Regions from separate parts of the Homo sapiens genome. Here region 2 is linked to region 1. A link is an interaction called in ENCODE POLR2A ChIA-PET data of the cell type or tissue named here. Cell type or tissue: PC-9. All regions are shown on one strand. Each heading gives the region's core, and the rest is flanking DNA. Links, peaks and the distances in the headings are about the cores only. Region 1 overlaps EPS15 (epidermal growth factor receptor pathway substrate 15). Region 2 overlaps OSBPL9 (oxysterol binding protein like 9).

What was found. ChIA-PET counts read pairs that join two places held together with the same protein. Peaks named below come from ENCODE experiments on the same cell type or tissue, not always from the same donor. Only the 100,000 strongest peaks of a DNase experiment are listed, where the experiment ranks them.
Region 2: POLR2A ChIA-PET joins it to region 1 with 22 read pairs; 4 of 35 experiments call an interaction of 5 or more read pairs at or near these places.

Annotation. Positions count from the first base shown.
Region 1 is chr1:51,357,506-51,360,220 of GRCh38, forward strand. All of the region lies in intron 24 of EPS15 (epidermal growth factor receptor pathway substrate 15), which reads right to left. Among named protein-coding and RNA genes, the nearest start is that of TTC39A, 28 kb to the left of the region's middle. In PC-9, for the core only: no CTCF peak of the experiment used is centred there; no DNase peak of the experiment used is centred there.
Region 2 is chr1:51,627,396-51,630,423 of GRCh38, forward strand. All of the region lies in intron 1 of OSBPL9 (oxysterol binding protein like 9), which reads left to right. Among named protein-coding and RNA genes, the nearest start is that of OSBPL9, 12 kb to the left of the region's middle. In PC-9, for the core only: no CTCF peak of the experiment used is centred there; no DNase peak of the experiment used is centred there; H3K27ac peaks cover 580 bases.

The DNA.
Region 1 (2,715 bases), core at 1-2,500:
TTAAAAACAGGACAGGGCTAGCCTTTTTGACCTAATGTAATGTAAAATATTTACCACTTCAACTTTACTGAGACCCTCACACAACAAATCATTTTTAATTTAATCCCACTGGTAGTTTCCTAACCCTTAATGTGTAAAAAAGCTAAGAAGCAAGAAAAAAAAAAAAAAGCTGATTTTGCTATACATCATATTAAAGTATTGGGTATACTAAGCAAGATGTGATTTAAACCTAATCTTTTTTTTTTTTTTTTGAGACAGAGTTTTCGCTCTTGTTGCCCAGGCTGGGTGCTATGGAGCAATCTTGGCTCACCACAACCTCCGCCTCCCGGGTTCAAGCGATTCTCTTGCCTCAGCCTCCCGAGTAGCTGGAATTACAAGCATGCACCACCACGCCCGGCTAATCCTGTATTTTTAGTAGAGATAGGGTTTCTTCATGTTGGTTAGGCTGATCTCGAACTCCTGACCTCAGGTGATCCGCCCATCTCGGCCTCCCAAGAACCTAATCATATTTTATAAAAAGCATTTTGAGCCAGGCATGGTGGCTGACATCTGTAATCCTAGTTCTGTGGGTGTGGGCCAATTGCTTGAGCTCAGAAGTTCAAGAAGTTCATCTTGGCAACATGGCAAAACTCTGTTTTTACAAAAAAAATTAGCCAGGTGTGGTGGTGCACATCTGTAGTTCCAGCTACCTGGGAGGATCACCTGAGCCTGGGAAGTTGAGGCTGCAGTGAGCTGTGATCATACCACCGCTCTCCAGCCAGATCGACGGAGTGAGCCAAAAAAAATAAAAATAAAACAAAAAGCATTATGAAGATTTCTCCAGGCTTTGGGAACTTTTAGACCAGTCTAAATAAAATCTTAACACTCATAATTATTATGTTGGGGAAATATTTTTATCTACCCCAAACAGCAACCTTGGCAAATACTAAATTAAAAATTCTAATTGGTTTCAAGTCTTGTTACATAGAAAATCCTTCATGAAAGGATGAAATAAAATACACTGTCAGGCTTTTGAAATGGTAGTTTTTTTCCCTAGGGAATTAAGCAAAACTTTGAAACGTGTAATGCTTAACCACATCTTTCACAATGAAAAAAGAAGATGTTCTTATTATAAGCTGTTTTTTATTATACTATATTGAGATTTTGGAGCAAAATGCCTCAGCTGTTGTTCAAGACTCCTTCCAACCAGATTTGTTTTTTTTTGTTTTTTTTTTTTTTTTTGAGGCGGAGTCTCGCTCTGTAACTCAGCTTGAGGACAGTGGCACTATATCAGCTCCCGCAACCTCTGCCTCTGGGGCTTAAGTGATCCTCCCACCTCAGCCTCCCTAGCTGGGATTACAGGCATGCGCCACCATGCCTGGCTAATTTTTGTATTTTTAGTAGAGACGGGGTTTCACCATGTTGGCCAGGCTGGTCTCACACTCCTGACCTCAAGTGATCCGCCCGCTTCGGCCTTCCAAAGTGCTGGGATTACAGGTGTGAGCCACCCCGTCTGGCCCCAACAAGAGTTTGACTTGCTAAAACCATACTTAAGATATTAAATGCCACAAACTACCAGAGGGTTATTTTACACTAAGAGAATTATAACCTTCTAAAAAGGCCAATTTTTGATTCTCTGCTTGAAACAAATCAAATTCCATCTAATGAAAGTTAAGTCGGGCTGGATGCGGTGGCTCACCCCTGTAATCCCATCACTTTGGGAGGCCAAGGCATGCACATTGCAAGATCAAGGGATCGAGACCATCCCGGCCAACATGGTGAAACCCCGTCTCTACTAAAAACACAAAAATTGGCTAGGTGTGGTGGTGCGTGCCTGTAGTCCCAGCTACTTGGGAGGCTGAGGCAGGAGAATTGCTTGAACCTGGGAGGTGGAGGTTGCAGTGAGCTGAGATTACGCCACTGCACTCCAGCCTGGCGACAGAGCAAGACTCTGTCTTTAAAAAAAAAAAAAAAAAAAAGGAAAGTTAAGTAAGGCTGGGCGCGATGGCTCACACCTGTAATCCCAACACTTTGAGAGGCTGAGGCCGGTGGATCGCCTGAGATCAGGAGTACAAGACCAGCCTGACCAACATGGAGAAACCCCGTCTCTACTAAAAATACAAAATTAGCCAGGTGTGGTGGGTATGCCTGCAATCCCAGCTACTCGGGAGGCTGAGGCAGGAGAATTGCTTGAACCTGGGAGGTGAAGGTTGTGGTGAGCCAAGATCGCGCCTCCAGCCTGGGCAATAAGAGCAAAACTCATCTCAAAAAAAAAAAAAAATCAGTATAATTCTGGCACTCCATTTTTACAATATTCAAAATATTGATTCCTATTTTGCTCCTTCATAGTCAAGAGAAGCCACCAGAACTTAGAGTACAGATTCAAAAGCTGGGAGCTCAGTCGTCTTAGTTGCATGCAGATTCTTTTTTTTTTTGGAGACAGGGTCTGGCTCTGTCACCCAGGCTGAAGTACAGTGGCATGATCACAGCTCACTGCAACCTCCACCACCTCAGCCCCCCAAGTAGCTGGGACTACAGGTGCTTAAAGCACTTTGGCCTCTTAAAATGCTGAGATTACAGGCGTGAGCCACCACGCCCGGCCTGCATGCAGATTCTTGACTACCTCCCTTCTAACTAGAAACAGCTGCAGGAATAAAGCAATTGGTTGAATGGCCCAATGCTACACTGAGGAGGGAAATATTAGGCAGAGTTACCTGGCCACTAGATCTATTTCCA
Region 2 (3,028 bases), core at 211-2,710, 270 kb after region 1:
TCTTTCTCCATTGAATTGTTTTGGCATTCTTGTTGGCAGTTAACTAACCATAAATGTGAAGATTTGTATTTAGACTGTCAGTTCTATTCCATTGACTTATTTGTCTGTACTTACGCCTGTACTATACTGTCTCAATTACTGTAGCTTTGTAGTAAGTTCTGAAATTGGGAAATGTAAATCTTCTAACTTTCTTTGTTCTTTTTCAAGATAGTTTTGGCTATTCTGGATCCTTTGAATTTACATATGAATTTTAGGATGGACTGACTTTTTCATTAATGTATTAACATGTTCATCTCTCCTACTTTGAAAAATGTCTCTCCTAATTCTGTTTTTTTTTTGAAAATATCATCCTAACCTGTCTTCCTCAATATACATTTGTGTATTGAAATGCCTGTCTCTGTTAGTCCATCTTGCATTTACTCGACAGCACTCTTTTTTACCTCCACATTTCACTGAAAATTCCAGCAGAGGTCCCCAGTGATAGCTTTGTTGCTAAACCCAATGGGTGCTTTTTTCGCTCTTAATCTTAGCACTGTCTCCATAGCATTTGATGACACTGGTTACTCTTTTACAGCTTTAAAAATTGTTTTACTGTTCTTGAAGAGATGACATTGTACTCTTAATTATTTTTCTACCACTGTACTAATGAAGGCCTACTCTCAATTTTTTTTTTTTTTTGGAAAGGACTATTGCAGTATTACTCTAAATTTTTAAAAGAAGAGTCAAACTATAGTGAAAGGTCTATACAGTAGAAGGAAGAAAAGTCACACCTGAAATCCTACTTATCTGTGTTTTGGAGAATAGCTTTCCTAACAACTCTTTATGCACAAATACACATCTGTGTACTTTATATAAATGGAATCATTTTATACATGATATTCTACAACCTAAAAGCATTTTAAGATTTTTCTGTGTAAGTTATTGTACCATTTTGTATTGTATTTCTTCAAGAGGCAAATGAACAAAAGATAACATTTTTTCTTCATCTTTATTTAATAAGATCTCAGTCATCTGGCTTTGGGAAGTTAAAATTCCTACGCTGGCCTGGTGCAGTGGCTCGTGCCTGTAATTTCAATACGTTGGGAGGCTGAGGTGGGAGAATTGCTTGAACCCGGGAGGTGAAGGTTGCAGGGAGCTGAGATTGCGCCACTGCACCCCAGCCTGGGCGACAGAGCAAGACTCCATCTCAAAAAAATAAAAAAGAAAAGAGAAAAAGAAAAATATCTAAATTTTTTATTATGACTTTACTATGACTTTGTGATCTGCTTCAATTTATCTTTCTTTTTTTCTTTTTTTTTTTTTTTTTGAGATGGAGCCTTGCTCTGTTGCCCAGGCTGGAGTGCAGTGGCGTGATCTCGGCCCACTGCAGCCTCTGCCTGCTGGGTTCCAGCAATTCTCCTGCCTCAGGCTCCTGGGTAGCTGGGATTACAGGTGCGTGCCACCATGTCCAGCTAATTTTTGTATTTTTAGTACAGACGTGGTTTCACCATGTTGGCCAGGCTGGTCTCCTGACCTCAAGTGATCCACCCTCCTCGGCCTCCCAAAGTGCTGGGATTACAGGCCTGAGCTACCATGCCCGGCCTTAGCTTAACACTCTCTATTCACTTGAGCTTTTCTTCTGTTCCTTTGAAGTTCTTCAAACTTGTTCTTGCCTCAGGGCCTCTGAATGTTTTCTGTCTTGGACAGGTCTAGCATGGTTGATTACTTCTTATACAGGTTTTCATTCATATGTCACTGCTCAGAGAAGCCTTTCTATAACAAACCATCTAAAGTAGGCCTCTCACCCTCAGTTGCTATCATAATCATCTCGTTTGATTTTTCATGGCATATATTGTTATTGCTTTATTTTGTTTCTCTTGCTTATTGTCTGTTTCTGTCTTGTATGAATAGAATGTAAGTTCCATTAGAACAGAGACTTTATTTATCTTCATCATTTTATCTCCAGCATCTAGAGCAGTGCCTGGCACTTAGTGGCTTTTCAGTAAATATAGTCATGGGTCGCTTAACAATGGGGCAGGAGTGTGGGGAGATATCTTCTGAGAAATTTGTTAGGTGATTTTATCATTGTGTGGATGTCATAAAGTGGGCTTACACAAACTTAGATCATATAGTTTACTACATACCTAGTCCATGTGGTAGGCTGCCACCCTGTACAGTGTGAAACTGTATGGGCAGGCCAAAGGGAAAACTTCTTGGCCTTTGGAGGTTCGCTGAAATGCAACTGACAAAAGGCAGATTCATAGGAGAAAAGGCATACAAATTCACTAATGTGGCTCGGTGCAGTGGCTCATGCCTGTAATCCCAGTGCTTTGAGAGGCTGAGGTGGGTGGATCACCTGAGATCAGGAGTTTGAGACCAGCCTGGCCAACGTGGTGAAACCCTGTCTCTACTAAAAATACAAAAATTAGCTGGGTGTGGTGGTGTGCGCCTGTAGTCCCAGCTACTTGGGAGGCTGAGGCAGGAGAATTGCTTGAAACTGGGAGTTGGAGATTGCAGTGAGTCAAGACTGTGCCACTGCACTCCAGCCTGGGCGACAGAGCCATATTCCATCTCAAAAAAAAAAAATTATTAATGTGCATGGGGGAGGGGGAGTTATGGAGTGATTACCCCAACCCCCTAATGGAGTACAGTAATTTATATACCCTTTTTCACAGGGGACGGAGGAGATGGGGAGTGTAGACAATTCTTTTAAAGGGTACTAAATGATTACTGGGGGGAATGAATGAATCAAGGAGACAGAAAAGTCCATCCAGGTGTAGTTGCATTTCTCAGTCTTCTTTTCTGTGATAGATAATGAGATTTCAGAAAGGGGATAGAAGACAATTGTGGTTTTTTTGGTAAGATGCTTTTTTGGTCAGATAAGGAAATGCCAGAGAGTCTCTCCCGGCGCTGGGTCAGGGAGAAACAAGACAAGGTTAGAGGGACCTTGATCCTAAGTTTTATTTCTAAGGCCTTTCAATTTTCAAAAGCACCATGCCCAAGTGCCATATTTTCTGGGTTAGTCGTTTTCTGCACTACAACATTACTG